2 separate regions of the Mus musculus genome follow, and region 2 is linked to region 1. Evidence: chromatin loops called from intact Hi-C (ENCODE). Cell type or tissue: heart. All regions are shown on one strand. Each heading gives the region's core, and the rest is flanking DNA. Links, peaks and the distances in the headings are about the cores only.

Region 1 (12,340 bases), core at 2,884-10,883:
GCTGAGTGTGCCACACTGAGAACACTTGCTGATGAGAAGTCAAACCAAGTGCTGGCCTGGGGAAAGATGTGCAACGTGCATGCCTTGCACACCACACACAACAAGCCACAGCATACTGAGCCTGACCCCTGGGGCCCAGAGGCTAACAAGGACAGAGGTCTGACTTGGCAAAGGCGTCTGAAGCAGGCCAGTGTGACAGTGTCTATAGACACGTGATCAAAGCTTTCAAGAATGGTGATAAAACCAGATGCAAACAATCCCAAACATTGACAAGCCATCCGCTGTTCTGCAAGCCATGCTTCCACACCTCCAAGTCTTTACAAAGCTCATCTCTACCAGGATCCAAACCCTCCCTTCACCTGACCTTTCCTTAACCACTCTTCAGATCTCAGCACAGCTCTGCCTGAAGAAAAGCATTCCCTGACACTGGGCGGATGCAGCTTAATGTTGCTTACATAGTAACCGATCCTCAAGAGAGAGAGCTCTTTTGCCCTTTGTAGCTTCTAGAAGCTGCCCACATTCCTTTTCCCATGGACAGGTCTAATTTCAAACTCTCACATGCAAAGGCTGGGTTGCCTCTTTTCAAGGTCTGCTGCCTGACTCGTAGAAATCGTGATTTCGAAAATCTTAGACTCTAAGTCATCGCCAAGAATTCCTGTACCTGGCACTTATTAGATCACACAACACACTTCAAGAGGAAAACAGGAAACCTCAGGAGTGTCTCCTGCACTTCTGGAGGAACAGACTAAGATGGGTTTTACTAGGCTGTAAAACCTAGAAAAGAATTCAGGACTGACTTTTACTAGAGCAAAGGCTAGACTCCACACTGGCCCCTTCCCTTCTGGAGGCTCCTCGTGGTATCTTCATCTAGACAGCATACAACCATGTTTCTGTTACTGACTTTCTCTGCCACTTCAAACCCCTCATCTCTCTCCAGAAAGAATGGCTACAGTTCTAGCATGCCAGATAGAGCTCTATCTATCTTTGTAGGTACCATACTCTGTGTCTAAGTATGGCTTTCTTGGAATTTGTTATGCAGACCAGGCTGGCCTTGAACTCATAGAGATCCAGGCGCCTCTGCCTTCCGAGTGCTGGGATTAAAGGTGTACACCAGCACCCCAGGCTCAGATCACAATCTTAACTGAACATTCAAAAGTCTAGGCACAATTCTTTATTTAGTTGGTTATTTATTTTTTACTTTGTGAGACACTACCTCACTATGCACCTTTGCCTGGTTGAAATGCACTATTTACACCAGACTGGCCTCAAACTTTCAGAAATCTCCAGAGTGCTGGCTGAGTGTACGGGCATGTGCCAACTCGCCTAGCTTGTTCGTCATTTTAGACCCAGCTGAAGCACCACTTAACCCTTCCCTTAAACTCTCCTGTGACAAGGCTGGCAGGTGGCTAGGCAAGGCATGGCTTCACAGCTCTTCCTCTGCACTTGAGCCGGGTTTTTCTCATCACTGTCTCGGGGCTTTTGCTGCGTGACTCTAACTCACCCTCTGGCAAGCCAGCTGGCTACAGAGCTGATCTATTAGCAGAAACTTTCCAAGTCTGCATGGAGAGAGGAGGAAGGTGAGGAAAGCAGAATGAACCAAGTGACAGAAGTGACCAAAACAGCGACCAAGCCCTAGATGTTAATACACTAGAAGGAGTAAAGCTGTTATTGACTTTCAGAATATTGTAAAGCAAGAAGGAAGTATGAAGGCAAGTTCCCTTATCAGCTGAGCATCTACTACAAGCTGCTACTGGGAATATAAAGGAAATGCACACACAGTCTGCCATTCAAAGAATGTATAACCTGGCGTCTTAAAGAAAATGGAATAAAGGCTATTCTCAGGGCTGATTCCCTACCTGGACTGGGTATCTTAACAACAGTACTTCATTTAATCTAATCCTCTCAAAGGCTCTACAAGGCAGAGATCACTAAACTCAGAATCTCACACGTTAAGTAACTTTTCTCCATAAAGCTTGGACTAAATCAAACTCTGCACCCATTCTGTATCTTCTAGGCAATCCCAGGTGGTTGACCCTTCTCCAGGCTACTATTCTATCTCTTCACATGTCAGTACTATGAACGTGCCTCACCTCTAGAACAAGTCCCTTCAAGACTGTTCCACTCCAGTCTTCCCGTCAGACAGTTTAGCTGTAGGTGGGTTTTTAAAAGGAGGCTGGAGCCGGAGAGCAGCTCACTTAAGTCCTCTTCTGTTGGATCTGAACTCCTAGCGCCCGAGTCAGGAGACTCTCGCTGTGCTCCAACTCCAGGGAGAGCGGATGCCTCTGATGTGTGTGAGCATAAGGGAAATACCTTTTTTTAAAAGTTATTTTAAAAGCAGAAGTTACCTGAAATTGCTGGGGACAATAAACAGAGTTCACACACACACACACACACACACACACACACACACACACACACACACGATAGCTATAAACTCAGAACCCTGAGAGGTGTGAAAGCACAGAAAATAACTAAAAGCATACATTATAATAACAATTACTTCTTAGGTTACTGTTATTACAGGCAGATGGTTGAGTATACACAGGACAAAGACTTTAAGGTCCTCGAGATTGCCAGTCAGCAGGTTAGAAGGAAAAAAAGTGCATTCAGACAAGTCCATGACAGCCAGAGGAAGAGCTCTCCTGAAGACCTATGCTTCTGGGCAGCCCCAGATGTGGACACTGCACTGACCAGATAGGACACTGCACTGCACAAAGGTTCTGAATTCTGTGTGTGCTCTTAAAGCTGACAGGTTTCTCAGAGTCCACAACCAGAAAGAATCTGAGTTAATGGTTTGCCGGTCCACCTTTCCATAAAAAAAAAGTCTAGTAACTCCCTCTCTGTTTAACCTCGTTGCGTCATTGACAATTATAATCAGTGCTAACCTTTTGGGCAGAGGTACACTGTTAGATCTGGGTTGTTCGTGACACTCTTGGGATGTCAAGTTGGTTGGGAACAACTTGGGCGTTATACTCTGTTGGGCTGTTATTTCCCTCGGCAGCACATCTTTGATGACTCAGCTTTGAAGTAATGTCAAGCCAAAGGAAGCTGGACATGGTGGCACACACCTAATCGCAGCACTTAGGAGGCAGAGACAGGAGGATCTCTGTGAGTTCAAGGCCAGCCTGTTTTTTATAGAGCAAGTTCCAGGCCAACCAGGGTTACACAGGGAAACCCTGCCTCAAAAAAAGAGTTAAAATTGAAAAATATTCAACTAATACTTCATATGGAGATGCAAATAATTCTACAAATCCATGTGTTACTCAGAATGAAAATCTGAAGGTAGCGCCAAGGTGAACAGAAGAGTTTACAGATGCAAAGTCCTCATACTATCTTCAAGCAGTGAGAACCTAGCACTTAATCTTAGAAAGACAGGAGACTCAATGATAAAGCCTATGATGGCGAACCTTTGTACCTATGTCAGACACTGCATGCCTGTATCTCACTCAGCATTTGGAAGTGAAAGCAAGAAGATTGGGAGTTCAAGGCCAGCATGGCACCTTAGTAGGGTCTGTTCTAAGAGCACTGAACTTGGAATTAGGACTAAGTGGCCTCATTCAATAAATCTTTAGTGAACACCTGTAACTCGCCCACCACTATTTGCAACACTAAGAACACAGCAGTAAACGAGACAAGCAACCTCTCTCACCAACCTTCCTCGGGCATGGGTGGGAAATGCCTCACCAGCTCACCTTTCTGGATCTTAATTTCACCTGCCAAAGCATGGGACTGGACAAGGTGCTTTCCAAACTGTGCTCCAGAGCTACCCAGACCCCACCTCCATCTTAGCGGTCTGTGGAAATCAAATCTGTCCTGAAAACACTTGCTGCTTCTTTGTTCCTTTTTGAAGGGGTGTTTTTGTCTACATGTATGTTTGTGTGTCATATGTGCGCATCACACGCAAATCTAGTACCCCCAGAGGCCAGGAGAGGCCATTGGAAATCCTGGAACTTGAATTACAAACACTTGTGAGCCACCATGTGAGCATAGGAATCAAACTCCAGTCCTGTGGGAAAGCAGCAGCCTTCACTCTTAGCTGCTGAGCCATTAGCTTGGTGCTCTTAGCTGCTGTGCCATCTCTCCAGCCCTCATTTGCCACTTCATGTAAAAAACAGACAAACAAACAAATACCTGACACTGAAGACTTCAGGGAGCAGCTGTGTGGGTTTCTTCCCTTCCCAAGCAAGCTCCAGTGACAGCGTCTAAAGTCAACTCTGATCATTCCCACCTGCACTGAGTCAGATCCCACAGCACTGTCCCCGCTCGAGAGCCCAATCACAAGTGGCCGGCTGTCACAACTTTCCTTTATGTGATAAAGTAAGTTCCTACTACCTGCCCCTTGGAAACACCTTTTCTGGTTTGTTAAAAGACACTACAGGGAAGTGTGGCCATGCCCATAACATGAAGGTGGAAGCAAGAGGGTCAGCAAGCAGTTGGGAGGCTGGGGCAAGAAGATCAGGAGTTCACTGTCATGCTCAGTTACATGAGACCGTGCTCAAGCAAAACCAAGTAACCACGACATTTCAAAGGGCTATACCCTCAATTCCATCTTCAACAAAGGAAAAGAAAACATTTAAGAAATAGCCACACCTCGGGGGAGTGCACACAAGCAAGGTCTCGGGGAAGGGGTGCCTCCAAAAGCATGCAGGTCAAACCAGAATGTCTACCCGGGTTACTAAGTAGGGACTGAAAGATCCCCGCTCACCAGTCTCATCCTGAGGCTACCCGGGCCCATCTTATGACTTAATTACACTAGTGTAAAATTGGTGCAGAGCCAATGATCGTTATGAGTAACAAAGACCCCCTATCGCTCTCAAAATTCCAAGAGTTTTAGCTCACTGTGACAGGACCAGATACTGCTCCCAGTCTACCGAGGTTATGAAGGAAGTGACCTCATTCTGTCTGCTATGGTGTTTCTCTTGTCCCTGGCTTGTTTTCCCATGGTATTTTTCATACTTCTGATCTATTCTTTGGTGTTATTACCATGGCTGGAATTCCAGGGATATAGTAAATAGAAAGCAAAGTGATTTCTGTACATAACAAAAACTGAAATTATTGTTTAATCTTCGTGATGACTTTCTCTAAAACCGAGGAACAAAATCAGATCTGATCCTCTCATCTCTGGGCTCGTTAATCCCTTCCACAAAACCAAACCAAAGGGACTCTAGTTCTGTATTTCCAAATGCCTCTGCATGACGTCTCAAGACCTTTCTGCAACCTGGCCTCTCTATGACTCCTTCCACCTTCCTCCCTCTCCCTTCCACCCAGTTCCCTTTGCTCTTCTCCACAGCTTCCAGTTTCTACCCAGGGCCTGCCCTTTCTAAGCCCACACTTCCAGGATTGCTCATGATGTAACCTCTTCCTAGAGACAGCCCTTCCCTCTCCTCCCCACCCCCACTACCTACCAAATCACTCAAGACCAGCCAGAACCAATTTGAATGTTGCTAAAATACAATTCAGGAGGAGGGATTCTGTTTCATCCACTACTCTAACTTTGAATATCGACCTGGTAGCCAAGCAACAGATGTTAGACGACAATTCAGATGTTGTTATGAAGAGTAAGAATAAACAGAAACCAAGTATCATTCCCACTGGGCATCAAGACATGGATTTATTCCTACAACCACGTGGCTGAGTAAATGTCCTGGCACCTCTGTGTCATCTAAAAAATAAAAATGACACTTGACAATCAAGGACACCGTCCCTGAAACTGTTAAACATTGATTTACAATGTTAACAAACAAAACAAAGCCTAGTTAGCAGTTCCTAGAAGCCTACCTAAGTTGGATTTCCAAAACCTACAAGGTAGAAAGAACCAACTCTCAGAAGTTATCCTCTGAACTCTATGTGCAAGGAGGGGCACAGTCATTTATACCCAGGCACACATAATAGACAAAGCTGCTCACAAACCATGTTTTCACCTGGACAAGTGTGATACAAATGACACCGTTCACCTTCAAAAGCTCTTGATACTAAACAACAACTATAAGAAGCATGAAATATTGATAAGTAAGACCAACCTAGGGATCTTAAGACTAAACCATCATTTTTTTTTAATTGTGAATAAAAAATTCCACCTGATTCTTGGGGTGTTTCGTGTTTGAAAAGCATTACTGATTTTCCAAACTTTGGCTGTAAATTTGATTAGCACGCTGTGTAAACTAGGCCAATGATTTGATGAGTATTGAGTAGTTTTGTTTTTTGACACAGGGCAGAGGGATTTTCTTCGCTTTACTTTGGGAGGGTCTCATTAGACACACTCAACTCTCTAAGGAGGGCCCCTCCCCTACTTAGGAACATTCCAGATATCCAGAGCAGGGGCCAGGCACGCTAGGGTAAGATCATTTCTCAGCAATAACTCCTGCATGCTCGGAGCCTATAACCTCTGTATGAAAGCCACAGTCGTGTTTCCCTACGCAGGCCTTGCATCAAAACAGGGCCAAGCAACTCTGGCACGTTTTCCTAGACTTGAAAGTGAAGCTGGAGATGGGGGACTCTAAAGGTGTTCGCTTAGTTGACACCTGCTACCCCGGGAACACTACACTACTACAAGCGAACTCCAAAGGCTTGAGCAGCAACCGCAGCGGCAAACCACAACAGATCCGAGGCCGAAGTGGGTCGGGGTTACAGTTACACTTCTGCAGCACATTTACATCCTTCTGCCTACAAACTTGAGTGCAAACTAAGTTCCCTTCCAGGCGGCGTGCTCGCTGGGCCTTAAAAAAAAAAAAATCAAAGCTACGTTCCTGGGGCCCGGAAGGATGCGATCCACCAGGTACCAAGGTTGCTCCCAGCCCTCCATAGACCAAGCACTCTGCGGCCCCGGCGTCCTGTGAGCTCTCGGGGCCCAAAGGGTCGCCCGGGGCAACCGGCCGGCGCCCAGGTCGGAGCAGACGGTCGTGCGGGCCGCCGACCCCTCCACTCCGGCCTCGGTCCGCGCGGGAGGGCAGGCCTGGATGGCAGGCGGCCGGCGGCCCCGCCCTGCCGGCCCTTCGGTCGCTCCCCTCGCCGCATCGCGGCCTCCAGGCTCCACCGCGGCCTCGGGGCCCCACCGCGGCCTCCCCGGTCCGGCCCTGCCCTGCCCGCCCCCAGCCACCGCGCAGGCCGCCCGCCCGCCCGCCCGCTCTCCCTCCCTTCCGCCTGCCTAGGCCCCACGCCGCGCCCCGGCCTCCCGCCTCACCGTTCTGCTGCGGCGGTGCCAGGCCGGAGACAGCTCCGCCGAGCTTGGGCGGCATCCGGGCGCCGGCGGCCGGGTGAGGGGACCCGGCGGGGGCCGACATGACGGCGCGGCTGGCGGCGGCGGCTCCTCCGCGGCGGGAGATGGGCGGAGGGAAGGAAGGCGGGGCCGCGGAGGAAGAGGAAGAGGAAGGAACGCGCCCGCGTCACAGGCCGAGTCACTCTCACCGACGACCGCGGCCCGGGCACCCACGCTCGGCCGCGCCACCACCGCACGCGTGCGGACCCCGGCCCAGCCCTCCCGCGCCAGCGCCCCCTGCAGGCCGGAGCTGCGACCACCTCCCCGCACAGGCCAGACTGCGGCTGCGGCGCCGCCGCCGAAGGGAAAGGCGCGGGCCACGGTGGCCGCCGCTACCCGGATGGAGCCTGCGCCCTGCAGTGCTGCAGAGCGGTGCAAAGCTGCGGGCTGAGGTCCCGAGTCCTGGGTCACGCCAGTCCCAGCCCACCCACGTACCCATCCTCGGAAGAGGAAGCCTGGCTTTGGATTTGTTATTTATTCTTGTACAACGCCACCCCCCCCCACTCCAACTTAATTCCAAATTAACAGCGCAATCAAGCTAAATGTTGATTGAAAATGTGTAATTCCCAAGCAGAGAGAAAACATTTCTCTATGACAGATTCCCCATAACAGTGGCAGTAAAGCCAGAACTTTGACCAGTGGCTTTAAACGCTAGGAGAAAGATGAATGCCTAATACTAGGAGAGCTTGAAGACGAACTTTATATTCCCCCCACCCACCAAGGGTTGGCTCCGCCCGCCCGTTGGTGTTTAGGAGAGCTGTGGCATCCAGAAGACAGGTCAGCTTGCTTTGACTACCTTAGTGAAGTCTTAGAAGCAATCTCCCTGGTCCGTTCAGCATGCTGACTGGCAAGTAAAGACTACTTTATCCAAGTCATTTGGGCATCTTGGTCCCAACTAGGTCACGGTCACACAGTGGTGGGTGTGCAACTGCTCAAAAACGTTCGGATTCAGAATGTGATCTAGTAAGATGGCATTTCCGGAGCGCTGGAATCCTATTTACTGGAAGGTTATGCCAACCTCAAAGGTTCGTAGTTCTAGAACACAAAGCCTTCCTTAAATAGTTGCCGTGAGTTAATGACGGATGCCCTATCGAACCGCACTAAAAATAAACTTTGGAGTTCTGAGATTTCCAGCCACATTATGCTCTGTATTCATGTGTATTGTGGCTTTGTTCGCAGCAGCTCAGCCTCCCTGAGCTAGAGATCACACCCCCACTTCATCAAGGAGGTCACAGTTCAAGCCCTTGCCAGGAGTCCTTTGAATTTACTAAAATTAAGGGTGACACCATGTGAGTAAGGGAAGAATAGGCGATTGGCTTTCTGCCTCTGCAATGTGTTCTTGATGTTAGCTGATTTCAATCAGGTGTATGGATATGTTATTTCTTCAGGGAAGATTCCTCACACAGACTGAGATATTACACTTCCATAGATCTCCATAATGTAATGGCTCCAAAATTATTTACTTCCGTTGGTCGGTTGTGTTGGGCCTAAAGGAAACTTCCGTACCCCAAATTCCAAATGGCAATCCAAACATCAGCCTGGACTATAGGAGGGTTTCTGGCAGTTAGATAAAAGGCAGCCTTCCTAACAAACCTGGGAAACTGTTCCCCACTGTGATGGTTTGAGTAGGTATGGCCCCGAAGACTCAAGTGTTTGAGTGCTTAGCCCATCGAGATTGGCACTATCAGGAGATGTGGCCTTGATGGAAGAATTATCTCACTGTGTTTTGAGGTTTTGAGGTCTCATATGCTGAAGCTACACAAGTATGGTGCAGTCTCCTGCTGCTGCCTGCAGATCAAGATGTAGAATCTCCGCTCCTCCAGCACCATAATCTGCTTGCAGGCTGCTATCCTTCCCACCCTGATGATAATGGACTAAACCTCAGAAACTGGAAGCCAGCCCCAAATTAAATATTTCTCTTTATAAGAGTTGCTGTGGTCATGGTGTCTCTTCACAGAAATGAAACCCTAAGACACCCTCCATCAAAAGGAGTTGTTTCTCATACCTCTAGCAGGAGCGACTATATATATATAACTACCTGTGGTGTCCATTAGCATATCAAAATCCATGCTGCCCTCCATCGTTCCTCTGTACCACGAATACCTGTTATACATCTCAAAGTCCATCCTAGCCCGTCTCACCTCATCCCCACCCTAAATTCCTTTCAGCTCACAGGCTCCTCTCCCCTCAGCTACTCAGTCTCCTTAGAGCCCTGCTATTTTTGCTATATCTTCTCTCTTCTGTGCTCTCCCTCTCTCCTTTGGCTCCTGATTCTCGTCATGTATTCTCTTTTCTCTGCCTCCTGCTATTCTCCCCTGCCTTGTAGAGAGACCTGCCCATGTCCAGTCTGCTGGCCATGTTCATTAACACACACACACACACCCCTACAATTAAAACCTTCACCTTAATCATACCATGGATAAATCATACTATCAGTTTATATAGGTTGAGTTTTTGGGGGTGGGGTGGGAGTCTTATTGTTTATTTGTTTCGTTTTCCTTTTGAGACAAGATCTCACTATGTAGCTCCAGGCTGGCTATGGACTTGTAGATCCTCCTGCCTTAGCACCACTACACATAGCTCCTCACAATCTGTAGCACCACTTATCCATTAGTTCACTGTAGAATTTGTATTAGTCAGGTGTGGGACAATGGACAGTGCCAGGAAACTTGGTAAGGTTGAGTGGGTCCGAGACCCTGGCACTCAGGTACCCACCTGAGATGGTAGGCACCTCCCGGCTTCCTGCTAGATTCCTAGCCCAGAACACATGACCCCACTCCCCATGTAGCATAGCCCAGAACAGAGTTCTCCATGCTAATGTGGTATCCTCAGTGTGGTTTTCCAGAGGTACCTAGATTCCTGGGACTCAGGGAAGCACAGCTTTGGCCTCCCTACATCCTAGGCTGTTGTCTCACCCACTGAGCAGTGTCTGTCTCCACGCTTCCCTAAAACCCAGCCACCAGACAGCGGTGGTACAGAGTAAACTGGGTCAAGCACTCTACATTTCTCTTCTGCTTCTTCCACACTCCAGCGGTGGGACAGAATCAGACCCACAGTCAGGGCTCTCTGGAGTCACAGAACTTACAGAATGTCTCTGTATATTAAGGGAATTTACCGTAATGACTTACAGTCTGTAGTCCAACTAACTCAACAATGGGCAGCTATGAATGGGAAGTGCAAAGGTCTAGTAATTGCTCAGTCCCAGGAGGCTGGGTGTCTGTCTCTACTGGTCTTCTGTATATTCTGGAATCCTAGCGAAGTAGGTTCCAATAGATGTGATGGCAATTAAGACTTCCTTCTTCCAATGTTCGATGTAGGCCTCCAGCAGAAGGTGTGGCCCAGATTAAAAGTATGTACCACCTCACCTGGATTGGGAGTTTGCTTTTGTCCCAGGCTGGCCTTGAACTCAGATATCTGCTTGCCTCAATCTCCTGGGATTAAAGGTCTGTACTACCTTGCTTGGGCCTACGTTTTTCATGGCCACAATGCCTCAAGATCTCCATGCTAGGATCTGGGTCAGAAGCCTGTGATCAGCCTCAAGATCACAGGTGTGCCCTCCATGTCTGAATCATTCCAGGCATAGTCAAGTTGACAACCCAGGCATAGCTAGTGCAGTATTCTTCTAGCACGTTTATGACAGTATTCAGGAACTGCAGCACCAAACAGTGTACATCAGTGACCCTTGGGCATGTTGTAAACTGAAGGAATTGAAGAAATGATTGCTGTTGGAAGAATTCCCCAACCTTTCCCCAAGCAGATCATGGAGCAGAGCATCCTCATCCCCGCCAGACAGAGATGCTTGGACCATTTGAAGGGAACCCTGACCTTCTGTTCCTTCTCAAACCCAGCTTTAAAACATTTAACCCTTTCTTCAAATTTCCAATTCTTTATGAAAGCCTCAGTGTCGTATAAAATGTTTTAAAGTTTGTAACTTTGGGGTTTTTTTGGTATATGGGATCCAGCTGGGAGCTTAATAGAGTTTAGGGACACTTTGGGGGGTGGGGACGGGAGTGTCATCAGTCTTTAATTAGCAGAACCAGAGAGAAAGCCAAAGCCTGTTTAGCACCAGTACCTTCAATTTACTGCAAGCATCCTGGGTTAGTTTACACTGCTCCTCATAGAGCCACACTAATTACAATGGCCCATTTTGCCTGTCAATGGAGTCTCAGTTTTACATAATTAGTTTCTGAGGCAGGAGAGGTAGCTCAGTTGGTAAAGTGCTTGCATTGCAAGCTCTCAGTTGGAGTCCCTAGCTGCAAATCTTTACCTTTTTCCCCCTCTCCTCTAAATCCCTGTCTCTACCCTAGCAGGCCACATGCTACAACCCACTCCCCCCCTTCCTCTCTACCTCATCTCCAGTAGACCATTCTCCTCTAACCATGCTCCCCATCTATGCTGTTATCCCAGCCCATGCTCTGGGGACCTGCAAGTCGAGTCCGGCAGAGATGCAAATAGGGCAGCCAGTGAAGCAGGGAGTCGAGCAAGCTTCACATCTTCTCTGTTTCCTCCTCTCCAAATCCAATCCCCCAGTCTCATCCTTAAGTCTGTGGCAGACGACCTGTTGTAGCTTCTCTTCAAATTCTGCCGCCATTCCCAGGGGACTAAAAAAAAAAAAAAAAAAAAAATCTTGTGAATCCCCTTGCCTCACACCCAGTCCATCACCATTCCTAAATGTCAGCTCCTATCCCTAGAAACACATTTTACCCAGAACCCTCTGTGGCCACACCTAACAGAATCCCAAAAGAACTCTCTACCAGACAACACACAGATACCACACCCTCCTTAAGAACTAGAGAGAGTAACAGAAACCAAGGAACAAAAACCCACCCAACAAAGACAATGCCAGTACCTAAAATTACAATCATCCCAAACCCAGATGCCTAGGTGCTTGTGTAAAAACCCAATCAATAATGGAAAATATATCTCCAGTAGAGCCCAGCACCCAGCCACAGTAGGCCTTGGGAATTGCAACAAAGCTGAAGTACAAGGGAAATCAGCCTTAAAATAGACTATGAATATGATGGAGACCATAAAACAGGAAATGAGTAAAACAGGTCAAGACCTCACAGTGGAAATAGAATCAAT
Region 2 (12,340 bases), core at 2,963-10,962, 48 kb before region 1:
CAAGGACAGGGAGCTGCAGCTGCAGGCTTGATCCCTGAACAGCTTGCTTGCTGCCTCACTACGCCCTGCAGGGCAGAAGCTTGGACCATTTTCCCAGGGGCACTGTGGGTGGTCTCTCCCCAGTCTCCTGACATCCATCCATCCTCCTTAGCAGCATGCAGGAAGTTCTTGGGTTCCACAGAGCTCTGGAGAGCTGTTTTGTGGGCTGCCTTACTCACAACTCAAGGCATCCAGGAACTGTTTACTGACTCAAGGATGGACCCTGTGTGGATGTGCTATTACCACAGGCTCCAGTGTTCTCATAATCTGAAAATATGAAGCCAAGAAGGCTCCACCCAAAATGTGTTGAGCGAATACAGGATGCTCAGGTTTCAGATGATGTAGTGTTTCAGGCTTCCCAGATAATGCCAACCAAAGCAGCCCAGGAGAACAACCCACAAGCTGCGAGCTTTAGAGAAAGGGTCTTCAGCCTGAATCCCTTACCTGATGGCACCACTGACACCTGAAGTGTCATAAGTCACACGCACCCAGAGCCACAGGGGAATATCTGGGTCTGCCCTGACCTAAACCCAGTACTAATGACTTGTTTTCATTTTAAAGAGAGCTGCTGTTAAAAATAGTAAATAAACAAAAATATATACATCATTCCCTCCTTATAAGATTTATGTATTCAGATGCTAAGTAGCCCGGGAAGACCTTTAACTGGAAATCATCCCGAGTCAGCGTTCTAAGTACCCACTGCAGCCTGGCAAGACCTCACACATACACACACACTACACTCACTCCCTAGAAAATGTGCAGCCACTCATTAATGCAAGGTCATAATCAACCCAACAGCCTAGAACTGGGGCAGGCAGCTGCTTTTAGCCTGCAATTCTCAGTGTGCTATGTTTTTATGGAAATCACTGTAGCCTCATTCAGCAGTCACAGGTCAGCGTGGTAGAGAAGGACACTGTTTAATTCTATGTAACATTCCCCGTCTCCTTCAACTACTGAGAAAAATGGCGGAAAGCCACGGCCTTGCTCTGAGGAGGACGGACTCTGGTGTGAGGAAGATGATGCTCTCTGACATTTCAGGTCTACGATGTGCAGAGAGGAAACCGGAGGAGCAGGTAAAACAGCAGTGAACAGCCTGGGCGGCCCTGGGCCGTAAGGATGGAGCCCACCGACCAACACAGAAGGCAGGCATGGAGACACCAGCTACACCTCTCCAGGAGGTAAGGACGTGCTCAGTGAAGGAAGTGCCTGTGTGAATTCATGATGCTCCAATAAGCTGGGGCTTCCATATGGACTAAGAAAAACTATCTAAACCTATTCTTGGGATAACATTAGTTAAATTTACGTCACTTTCAAGAAGGGCCAAAGAAAGAATTTTCCAAAGACTATGTTACTTAAAGAGTGTCAGGGTTTCTGGGGAGATGGCTCAGCAATAAGACAGCTTGCTATGCAAGTATGAGGAGCGGAGTTCAAGTCCTCAGTCGCCATGTAAAAGAGCAGGAGTGGCCTCGTGTGCCTGCTGTGGGAAGCGGAGGCAGGGGAACTGCTGAGGTGCTGAGTGCCAGCTCACTCTACGTTTAGTGCCTGGCTGTCTCCAAGGACTACAGCAACGTGACAGAGCAGGGTGCCTAATGTGTGTCTGTGGTACCACCACCACCCCGACACATACACAGTGTGCCACATATACACACACCACAACCCAAACACATATACAGTGCACCACATACACACACAATCAAACAGAGGAAAGCTTACATGCACTTCATACAAACCGAAACAGAAAAGCCCATATGCCCCAAGCTTCCCATCAAGGGACCACCAGCAAGCACACTGCCTGATGGCTGTTTTCATCCGAGCTCTCACTGTCAAGATGCTGTAAAGTAAAGAGTACCTACTCTGGACTACAGTTTAACTTGCTGAGTTCTGCACTCAGGTTAGGTACAGGAGCCCAAATAGGAGTTGGAGGTAAAATATTTTTCTCCTGGGTGAGGTTGACAGGTCTTAGGCTTTCTGGCTGTGGAGAACTCTGCAGGCTTAGTCCTCCGAGACCTGAGGACAGCTGGTTCACACCTGGGTAATGCTGAGAGAGAAATTCAAGGCAAAAGGAACATTTTTACAAGTATGAAAAAAGTTTCTGGATACCAGATTTTAATGCAAAGAAAATTCAAGATTTTGAGAAAATTTGTATCTGGGAGTCGTACTTAGCAAAACAGTCAATTTAAAGCATAAACATTTCAAAGCAAAAACAATTTTGTTCATAATGTTATTCTGTTCAACATCAAAAAACTAGAGCTTACATTTAATAGGGCTGAGAAACGTTGAAGCATTTCAGGTTCCATAAGTTTTCAGGGTAAGCTGATCCCTTAGAGCAGTGGTTCTCAACCTCTAATGTGTGGCCCTCTAATACAGCTCCTTATGCTGTGGTGACCCAACCATAACATTATTTCTGTTGCTACTTCAGAACTGAAATTTTGCTACTGTTATGGACCATAATGTGTAAACATCTGAAGTGGCCCTGTGAAAGAAAGGGTTGTTCAACCTCAAAGGTAGCAACCCATAGGTTAACACCCGCTGCCTTAGGACGCGCCCGTGTCTAGAGGTCTCCTCTGCTGCTTTCTGTTCCTGTACTATGCTTGTAGTATAACTATGAGGTCACAGCTTTTTATTCACTCAAAATAATTTAATCAATTACTGTCATACTTTAAAACTACTCAAGCTTTGAGCTAAGTAAGTCAAAACTGACCAAAATAGTACCTATATTTATGCTTCCTTTAAGACTATTTTCATGACCAGTTTTCTTTATGAATGTTCCCTCAAAATACAAACTACTGTATTTACACAACAACAAAAATATCCCGATGATACAAAAAAGCAATCCTTACAGTTCAAGAAACCAAACCACGTTCTAGTTAGGTTTGAACTAATTTTACTGACAGTTGCGATACATATCTAAGGACAAAGATTATGACTAGACAAATCTTTTATGTAATATGTGATTCATACTGAAATGGCTTTTCTGTATTTTCTCATTACTTTTGTAAACTTTAAATTTAGATTTCATCTTATGTATAAATAGTTTGTGTGCATGTATGTCTATATACCACTTGTGTGCTTGGTGCCTTCAGAGACCAGAGGAGGGCATTAGATTCCCTGGGGCTGGAGCTGTGTCCCACAGTGTAAGTGCTGGGAATTGAACCCAGGTTCTCTGTAAGAACAGCCAGTGCTCATAACCACTAAACTGTCTCTCTAGCACTAACAACACAAATCTTACATTTAACAATTTTACACTCATAATAAAAGTTGATATAATTTTGAAATTATTTAAATATATTAGATGTATACTGAGTATAGTCTATATTCTATTTTGTAAGCTACAAATGATAGATTCAATCAACTATGGGCCAAAAATTGTTTTATTTTGATATGAAAATGTTACAAAAGCATACAGGGATCTCTCACCTCATATTTTACCTCTAGTCAACATTTTAAGTCAGTTTCCCATTTCTTTTGTTGTTATTTATATTATAAACTTAGACATACACATGACTCCAACCACAAACTTTTTAACAGAAAAAGGGAAAAAAATAAATAAATAAAGGATACGCTGTGTGTCTATATATATATAGTTATCTCCCATATTCTTTAGTACAGGGTCCAAGGTTCACTATATGAATGCACTAATTCTAACTAGTACATAAAGAATCATAACTCCAAGTAAAGAACAGAGGCTAAGATAAATACTAAATTACATTCTCTTATTTTTCTGAGGTAACTGTCAGCTCAGCACTAGAACCATCCTAAGTTCTATTCCGGGTTAGAGAAGTGGCTCTCTCAGGGGACCGAGTTCCCACCCCAGGATTCAGACGGGGACGCTCGAGACTGCCTGCCTTCTGTTCCAGCTCAGCAAGCTCTGGGCTCTGTAGTCATCAGCACATACATGGCAGACACAGACACACGTGTAAACGTTAGCTTTAAATCACCATTTAATTTCCTGATTATAAACACCTGGACAAAGCCTGCAAACCCCTAAAGAAACCCAAGCTACTCACTTTTCATCCAGACTCTACCTCTTTAAATCCAGATCATCAGAGACGTGCTCCAATGGATCCAAACTTTATCGACTTACAAACACGACTGGATACACACCTGAGGATATCCAGTGTACGCTGGGCCGCTGGGATGTGCTGCGGGCATGGGTGGTGGTGCTGCGTTCTGATAGGCAGGCTGCAGAGCTGGGTAGCCATAGCCAAAAGGCTTTGCCACCTTGGCTGGCTGAGCTGCAGGGGGAGTGGGGGCTGCAGACAGAGCCTGGGCGAGGGTGGGACTGGGTTCCAGGGCATGGTCAGGAACAGGGCTGCTTGCTGAAGAAGAATGCATATCTACAAAGAAATAATTAGGTGTTCACAACCGCAAATCCGGTTGGTAAGCAATAACCTTTGGCGTTCTTTTCTGAATGTTTTACTGTGACAAATGCAGAACACATCAATTAGAAAGAGAAGATCTCGACAACCATGTTCAGTTCACCCGACTTTAGTAACTACCAATATTCTGTCCATCTGAATTTATGTATTGCTTTGCCTATGGATAATATTCAGTAACAAATACTTCAGGTGTTACTTCTAACAACGCCAGGCACAGATAATACAGTAGTGTATATTTTTGTTTTTTAATTCTCCCAGGATGACTGGAGCTAAGAATCAGAAAATAAAACAAAGGAATTAAGATTAAAACTTAGTTCTTTCTAAACTGCCCTTTATCTGACCCTTAATGTAAAATGTCCATGAAAATAGTGGCATATTCCTATAATACCCTAGAAATATGTATTACCTACATAGGTGAATTGTGAGTAGAATATAAAATAGTGTCCTAAACTTCTAGGACAACAGCTAGCATCAATAAGTGACTAAGACAATTTAGTGACTGGATGTCCTTCATTTTTATTTAAACTTAAAAGCAAAAATTCCAGTAAAACTGGGAAAAATGAAAAAAAAATGGCAGCATATGTGTGTGTAATAAGTGTAAAATTTTGGTATGTTGACTTGGTCTTACTTTAAATTTATCTTTAAGTTATAATCACTTGATCTTTTTTGCATTAAAAATGGTATTTCTTACCAGCTAAGAGTCTGCAAAGACACAGACTGAAAAGTACATGACTTAATAAAAATCGTCGTTTAAAAGTTCTCTTGAAGAATCCATCTTTTTATTGACTGTGTTTGAATTTAGAAGACACCTGTAAACCTCCCCCCCCCCCCAAACACACACACACACATACCCATTAATTCCTAGGACAAAAAATGCTTGACCACAGAGGACTAAGAGGGAGCTGCACACTAAACTCAGAGGATTCCATTTTCTACGGATTCATGGTATTGTGACAGTGAACAGTGTGTTAGGTACAGAACAGTACAGCTTTGGCTAAATTTCATCCTAGTGAAAGTAATATTATCAACGCGATGAGAGGACAAAGTCATGTGCGCTGTCGTGCTGTCATGAGAGGAGGGAGTGTGCCCCTGAGTGGGTGACAGGAGACCGCAGCATCGGAAGACTGCAGCATAAGTTCCTACTACAATGAAATGACTACTGCTTACAACAGCTTATTTTCCACTTTATATCCACTACCACTCGGTTCTCCTCAGGTAATGAGGTTCTTCCCAGATATAATTAAGAATGATGGCTTTGGAGCACTGGCTCTTAGAGGAAATGGGCTCAAGTCCGGAGGCACACAACCTTCTGCACTTCCAGTTCCATAAAATACAACCCTCTATTCTGACTAGGAATGCAGGGTGCAAATATAAGCAGGCTAAACTTTCTTATACATTTCAAATAAAATATTAGAAAACTAGCAATGTCTCTAAAATCTACTCCCTGTGTCTACTTGGCTTTTTACCAAGTGGAGGCAGCAGGAGCCACAAGGGAAGTAAGGAATCAAACACACACCCAAGGCTTAGCTGGAAGGGATTCAAGGACCCGTGCAAATCAACAGAAATAGCACAATTTAAGGAGCTGTTTTTTAAAATTAGAGAAAAAAAATTACCTTGTTCACTATCATTTTTTTTAGGAAGAGAAAAGAAAAAAATCCAAACAACAAATGTCTTCAGGTCACCAGAAACAACATGAATGGTTGTTATATTACTATATTACAGCTGAGAAATGTCAGGAAAATGTCTCACTTTTTTGTTAAAAAGGCAGTATGCTTTGATATGCAGTCAGTCCCCTTTACCATGCTGCAGCAGGAACGTAAATGAAGAGTGCACAAGCTGGATCGAAACAGCTTACCTGGGTAGCTGCCTCCTTCCAAGGCATCGTAACTGTTGGGCAAGGGCGAAGCACTGCTGGTGGTGGAAGAGCTGTCAACACCTACAAGGAAAGCAAACACGGGCTAAGTTCAAAGTGATGGTGAACCTCACAGCACAGCTGCCATCATGAATCAAGTCGGTGTGGCTCAACTAAAAACGTTCCCAACTCTGCTACCAAATTAAAATGACTAATGTTTTTGAGAGCACTCTCACACACACAATGACTGATGTTTTAAAAGATAGACAGACACAGAGAAACACACAAACACACACTCACACAGGCTATATGAATGGCTCAGCACGTAAAAGCACTCGCCATGATAAACTGACCACTTGACTACCTGAATTTGATGGCAACAACAAAAAAACTAACTCTGGAAACTTATACTGGCCTCAACATACTGGCACATGCCCATCCTGACAAATACACAAATTTAATTAAAAAAAATAACAAATAACAAAAACAGTGGGGAGACTACACAGCTGATGAGTGGAATAAAATTCAGTCACACATCAACTTCAAGAATAAACATCAAATTTATAAAAAATAAGCAAATAAAAATTTAGCGCTAGCAGCTCTTTTTAATGGAACAGCACGTGAAATGGAGCTGTTTCACACATAAAAGACTGGGGCTACAGAGATGGCCTAACAGTTAAGAGATCTCAGAGAGGACCTGGGTTGGATTCCCAGCACCCACACGATGGCTACAAAGGAGCTGGAACTCCATCCAGGGGATCCGATGTCCTCTTTGACCTCTCTGAGCACACACAGACATGCGGTACACATACACACATGAAAGGAAAACAGACACGTGAAAGTACAGCAGAAACATGAAAACAAGAAGACCTTATGGCTTGGGTTTCTTCCAGCATAACATGAAAGTATTTTAGTGTCTCCATTTATCCATGTGCAGAAGAGAGATTAACAGCACTTGCCATGTGACTGGAAGCCATGCTCACAGACATAAACATCAGACAGAAGAACTTACGGTTTGTGACCATTCAAACCGGTTAGATTAAGAAAAGCGGAGAGGTGCTAGGACACATGGGAGAATAGAACATAAGAGACAGTTCCTTCATTCATTCACTCAGCAGTACTTCATTGAGAAACTCAGGTAAATACACTGCCGTTTACACAGATAAACACAGTAGAAAATGCCTTGAGACCAAAGTGACAAAACTCTCTGCTAGAGCACTTTCCCTGGCTCTTAACTGACAACAACCGGGAGTTTAGTTTTTCCTTTTTTTTTTAAGTGTTTGTTTTGCCTTTTCATCAAGTATAGACCACATGTTGAACACGACCTGCCATGCCTCTCCCCCTCCACTGGCTCCCTTTGTTCACAGAATTTTACTTTCACTTTCTTGTTGTTTATATGTGTATGAGTTTATAACACTATATATATATATGGGAAGAAACATACACATTTGTCTTCCTAGGACTGGTTGAACTTGAGTGGTCTGATTATCTCCAGGTACATTCATTTTCTCTGCAAACAACTTAACCACTCTTTAAGTCTGGAAAAACCCATCCATTGTCATAAAAATCATTTGTTTTATTTACCCTAACTCCTATGTTGTTGGACACCTTAACTTCATTTTTTTAAAGCTGTGATGTAAAAAGAATGGGCATTACAGTTATCTTCCTCGAAACAGCTTCCAGATAACCTTAAGAATTAAGTGGATGAATTAAGGGCACCATTGACAGTTATTTGTATAGGGATGCTTCACTCTCAGCAAAGAATGTGACTTCAAGGCAGAAGAGCACAGGCACAGTTATAGCTGCTGTGTAACTCTGGGCCAGTTACCACCCCTAGAAACACATGGCTAACCTGATGGGAGGCTCTGGAGGGAAAGCCACTTGCCATCAGGTCGGACTACTAGACCACATGAAGCGGAGGACTGACTGTATCTACTAAGCCCTCCTCTTTGGTTATAAACAGTTTACTGGGAAGTAGTAGTTTTTCTGTTTGTCCACATATTAAACTCGAGCATGACGCTGGTGTACAGGGTCACACCCTCAGTGTGGGACACAGTGGCACAGCTATAACACTGGTACTTAGGAGGCTCAATGCTGAACTTGGGCTACCTAGTGGGATCCTGTCTCCAAAACGTGACAAAACATATCATAGTAAACGGAAGCTGGTGTGAGAGTGCATGCTGTAATTCTAGCACCCAGGAAGCTGAGGCAGAAGGATTATCACTTATCTAACTATACAAACAAGTCTAAGCTATATATAACAAGACCCCAACCCAAAACAAACAGTAAACAAAAAAAAACACACATAAACTCAAATAATTACCAATAGGTAATGGCTGCACAAAATGTCTAGAATAATGGATTGCCATTCAATCAAAAGGAATAAAGTATTCATATTTGCTATAAGGTAAACAAATCTTGAAACCATGCTAAAGCAAAAAGGCCAGGCCAAAAAAGAGCACATATAATATACTGCATATGGTACGGTTCTATTTCAATGAGAGTCTCTAGAAAAGGCAAGTCTACAAAGTCAGAGGGTACACTGGTGGCCACTGAGAGCTGAGGGGAGAGTAAAAGGAAGAGACATGGCTCAGTGGGTGCAGGGTTCTCCTCTGATGTGACAAAAATGTTTAGCAACCTACTTTAGCTCACCCACAAAGCTAGCCAGCACCAGAAGAGCACATATAAAATCCGCTATGGCCTAAGTGTTTGTTAAAAACCACATAACTGGAGACCACAGAACCCTGCATTATACGGGGTCCATGAAAGGCAGTGAGCATCAAAGGATGCTCTCAGCATCACCGGCTCCTGGGACGGTGGAAGCCAACCCAGGAGCACAGCACCATCCTCACACCCACCAAGGCGGCGGCTAACCCTAAAAGGATCTGGAACAGCATTTTTTGGTGGTTACGAATGCAGAAAAACCAAAAACATCATGAAATTTTAGGAGTATAGCCACTTTATAAAACATTATGACAGTTTCTAAAAATACAGTTACTATATGACCAAGAAATGTCATAAGATAAATAAACACAAACCACACAAAAACTTACTGACAAACGTTCATGGGAGCACTACTTATCACGGCCAAAAGACGGAAACAATCAATGTGCACCAACTGGGGGACAGGGAAATAACTAAAGCCGTGTACACACGGGCCTGCTCTTCAACAGGGCAAAGGGATAGAGCACTGGTGTGGGGCCAGCTTGGAGGGGCCTCACACATGCTCAGAGAAAGAAGCCAGTCAGAGAATAAATTAGCACAACTCAACAACATAATAAATCAGCAGTTGCTTGAGCTGTGTAGCTGAGAAAGGCAGAATGTTCTGGAACACTGGTGGGGAATAAAGTAAGAAAACAGTAAAACTTGCTGAGCAATAATCTAAGTAAGTTAATGTTATGGTATGTGAGTTAAACCTCAATAAGACAGCTATACAGTAAGGGAAAAGGCAGTCCTCTATGAGTTCAAGGCCAGCCTAGCTTACGTAGCGAGTTCCACGCCAGGTAAGATTACATAATGAGACCCTATCTCAAAACAAATACCAATTTCTGGTATGCTCTATGTCCAAGAAAAAGGTTTAAAGGTAACTGCTGAGAAATACTAATTCTTGCTGGGCATTTAATCCTAGCACTCAGGAGATACAATCTGTGAGTTGAGGCCAGTAGGTCTACATAACTAATTCCAAGCCAGCAACACTACACAATGAGACCCTCAAAAAAGAAGTGGAGGAGGAGGAATCATCATAATAACTGAGGCTGGAGAGATGATTCAGTTGCTAAGAGCACTTGTTATTCTTACAGTTCCCAGAATTCACATGGTGACTTAGAACTGTCTATGACTCCAGTACCAGAGGATCCAGGGCCCTCTTCTGGCCTCCTTGGGTCTCAGGCACACACGCAGTGCACATACATTTGGGCAAAACACTCAAACATTTAATAACTCTGGGGCTGGAGAGATGGCTCAGCTATTAAGAGCACTGCCTGCTCGTCCAGAGGAACCAAGTTCTAGTCTTAGCACCATTGGTAGTTCACCACCACCCAACCTTCTAGTTTCAGGGGACTCAACACCCTTTGCTGACCTCGGCATGGAACTGGCTCTTTCCCTCAAGCCTAATGCCCTGAGTTAGACTGCCCAAGGCCAACGTGGCAGAAAGAGATTCCTGACTCCCACAAGTTGTCCTCTGACTTCCACAATATGCGGTGGCACACCTTCACCCCACAGAAACACACACTTTTCTTAAAAAAAGTAAAGCCAAAGATTAATATATTTATATCAAATTATTAAAGATCATACTTCTATTTAATCATAAATCTGAGGTTCTTTCATGGCAAGTTAAATGTTAAAATCTTAACATCTTAAGTAAAATCTGTACTTTTTGAAAGTCCCATCCCTAACCAAGAAGCTATTTGCAACTGGTATCTGCGGAGGAGGGAAAAATGGGTTTTCTTAGGTAGACTGTTACTTCACCTGTCAACCACGCTACAGGAAAGCATCCCCAACAACAGTGGCTGACCCAGTGTGGGCTCCCTGTCTGTGCGCTTCTTGGTTTGTGGGGGTTTTGTTTTTTTCTCTTACTGATTTTCTTTCCTTCTTTTTAGTTTATTTGTCCATACTGAATTTCATTTTTTGCTGTTTTTCTCTTTTGAGAACGATCGAGAGAACAAGAGAGAGGGACAGAGAACAAGGGTAGGGGGACTTGAAGCTGGGTAGGACTGCAATGGGAAGCTATAGGAAGAGATGGACTAAGATTACAAAGATTGTCATTTTAATTAAAGTTTTAAAACACCCATCTTAATAATACCATAGCCACAGACTTTCAAGTATGCCTCTTACAAACAGTTGTTCTAGCTTATCTAGTGATAATTAAGTCTGCTCATTTACTTTCAGAAGTCCAAGTCTTGTCTCAAGAACAAAGCAGTAACATTTGTAATCACAAATGGACCACTAAGTCAGACCCAGTTAGCATAATTGAGCTTTGGTAAAACCTAATGCTAACTTGATCCGCTCTAGTGCTTTCATAGTATCACTGCCGACACCAATCACAACTGTGCTAAACCCACATACATGCAAACACACATGAAACCAGCAGGTTGACATCCTGGACACACATAAACCAAGAACTCACTACAATCCTAGAGGAATAACATGGACAGACCTTCACACTGTAACCCTTCAGACTATAGCCGACTTGCCCTGCTGCACCACCCCCTCGCCTTACAATGCAGTTACACTGTAGACCTACTAACCAGGGCCAGTGTGTTCACCAGTATACTGCAGTCTGATTTCCTCTTTCCACTTATGAAATCTTCCCTTATGACAATAGAAAAGCATTTCCTCTCGAGGTAAGGCACTGTTTAAAATCCTAAATCACTGTCTTTTCAAGTTATAATTATAAATGCTGTTTCCCTATTAAGTATTGCTGGAAGCCACTGTATTATTCCTTAGAATAAAAATACAGGTTGAAAAATTCTTATCTAAAATACATGGAGCCAGAAAGTTTTCAGTTTTTAAATTTTTCAGATTCTGGAATATGTATATATAAAAGATGAGGTATCTTTAAATGAATCTAAAGCTAAACATAGACTAACATATATTTCACATGTACCTGAAACATGGGTCCAATAGTAATTGTAGGCGTTTCTAGTACATCTAGGATTAACTATGTATGACCTATCATGAGAAAAGTAGAACTGTCCACTTGAGTCATATCAGTTCTGAAAACATCTGGCTTTTGTAGTATTTAACATTCCAGATTAAGGAAACTCTATCTGTCCCTTTTCAGTGTGAAAGCTAACTTTAGATAAACAATCAATTTTGATGGATTATCCCCCTATTGACATCAGGTAGCTCTACGTTCCTCAGTCCTGTCACAACCCTAAGAACAACGAGGCCAGGTGGGAGAAGTGTATGAATGGAGGTCTTGAGAAGAACTGCCCCTCAGTCTATGCTGGCTCTAGGTCCCAGCTTTTGAAGCTTTGAAAGAAACCAAAGGAGAAAAAAGGAGGAGCTGGAATCTTCTCAAGCAAAGGAAAGAAGAGCTAAATGAACCATTCACCTGGACGACACAGGG

Evidence for each region. A loop is a pair of places that touch in the nucleus more often than their neighbours do. Peaks named below come from ENCODE experiments on the same cell type or tissue, not always from the same donor. Only the 100,000 strongest peaks of a DNase experiment are listed, where the experiment ranks them.
Region 2: a loop joins it to region 1, with 2.3 times the contacts of the local background. A loop is called at or near these places in 6 of 42 quality-filtered maps.

What each region holds. Positions count from the first base shown.
Region 1 is chr3:130,053,389-130,065,728 of GRCm38, forward strand. It overlaps Sec24b (Sec24 related gene family, member B (S. cerevisiae)), which reads right to left and starts at 7,519. Exons shown (of 24, transcript NM_207209.3): 1 at 7,181-7,519. The coding sequence starts at 7,280. In heart, for the core only: a CTCF peak has its summit at 7,517 (motif pointing left); DNase peaks (open chromatin) are centred at 5,333, 7,343 and 8,083; H3K4me3 peaks cover 3,143 bases; H3K27ac peaks cover 2,674 bases.
Region 2 is chr3:130,005,519-130,017,858 of GRCm38, forward strand. It overlaps Sec24b (Sec24 related gene family, member B (S. cerevisiae)), which reads right to left. Exons shown (of 24, transcript NM_207209.3): 5 at 6,274-6,354; 6 at 4,144-4,376; 7 at 1,893-2,077. Among named protein-coding and RNA genes, the nearest start is that of Mcub, 41 kb to the left of the region's middle. In heart, for the core only: no CTCF peak of the experiment used is centred there; no DNase peak of the experiment used is centred there.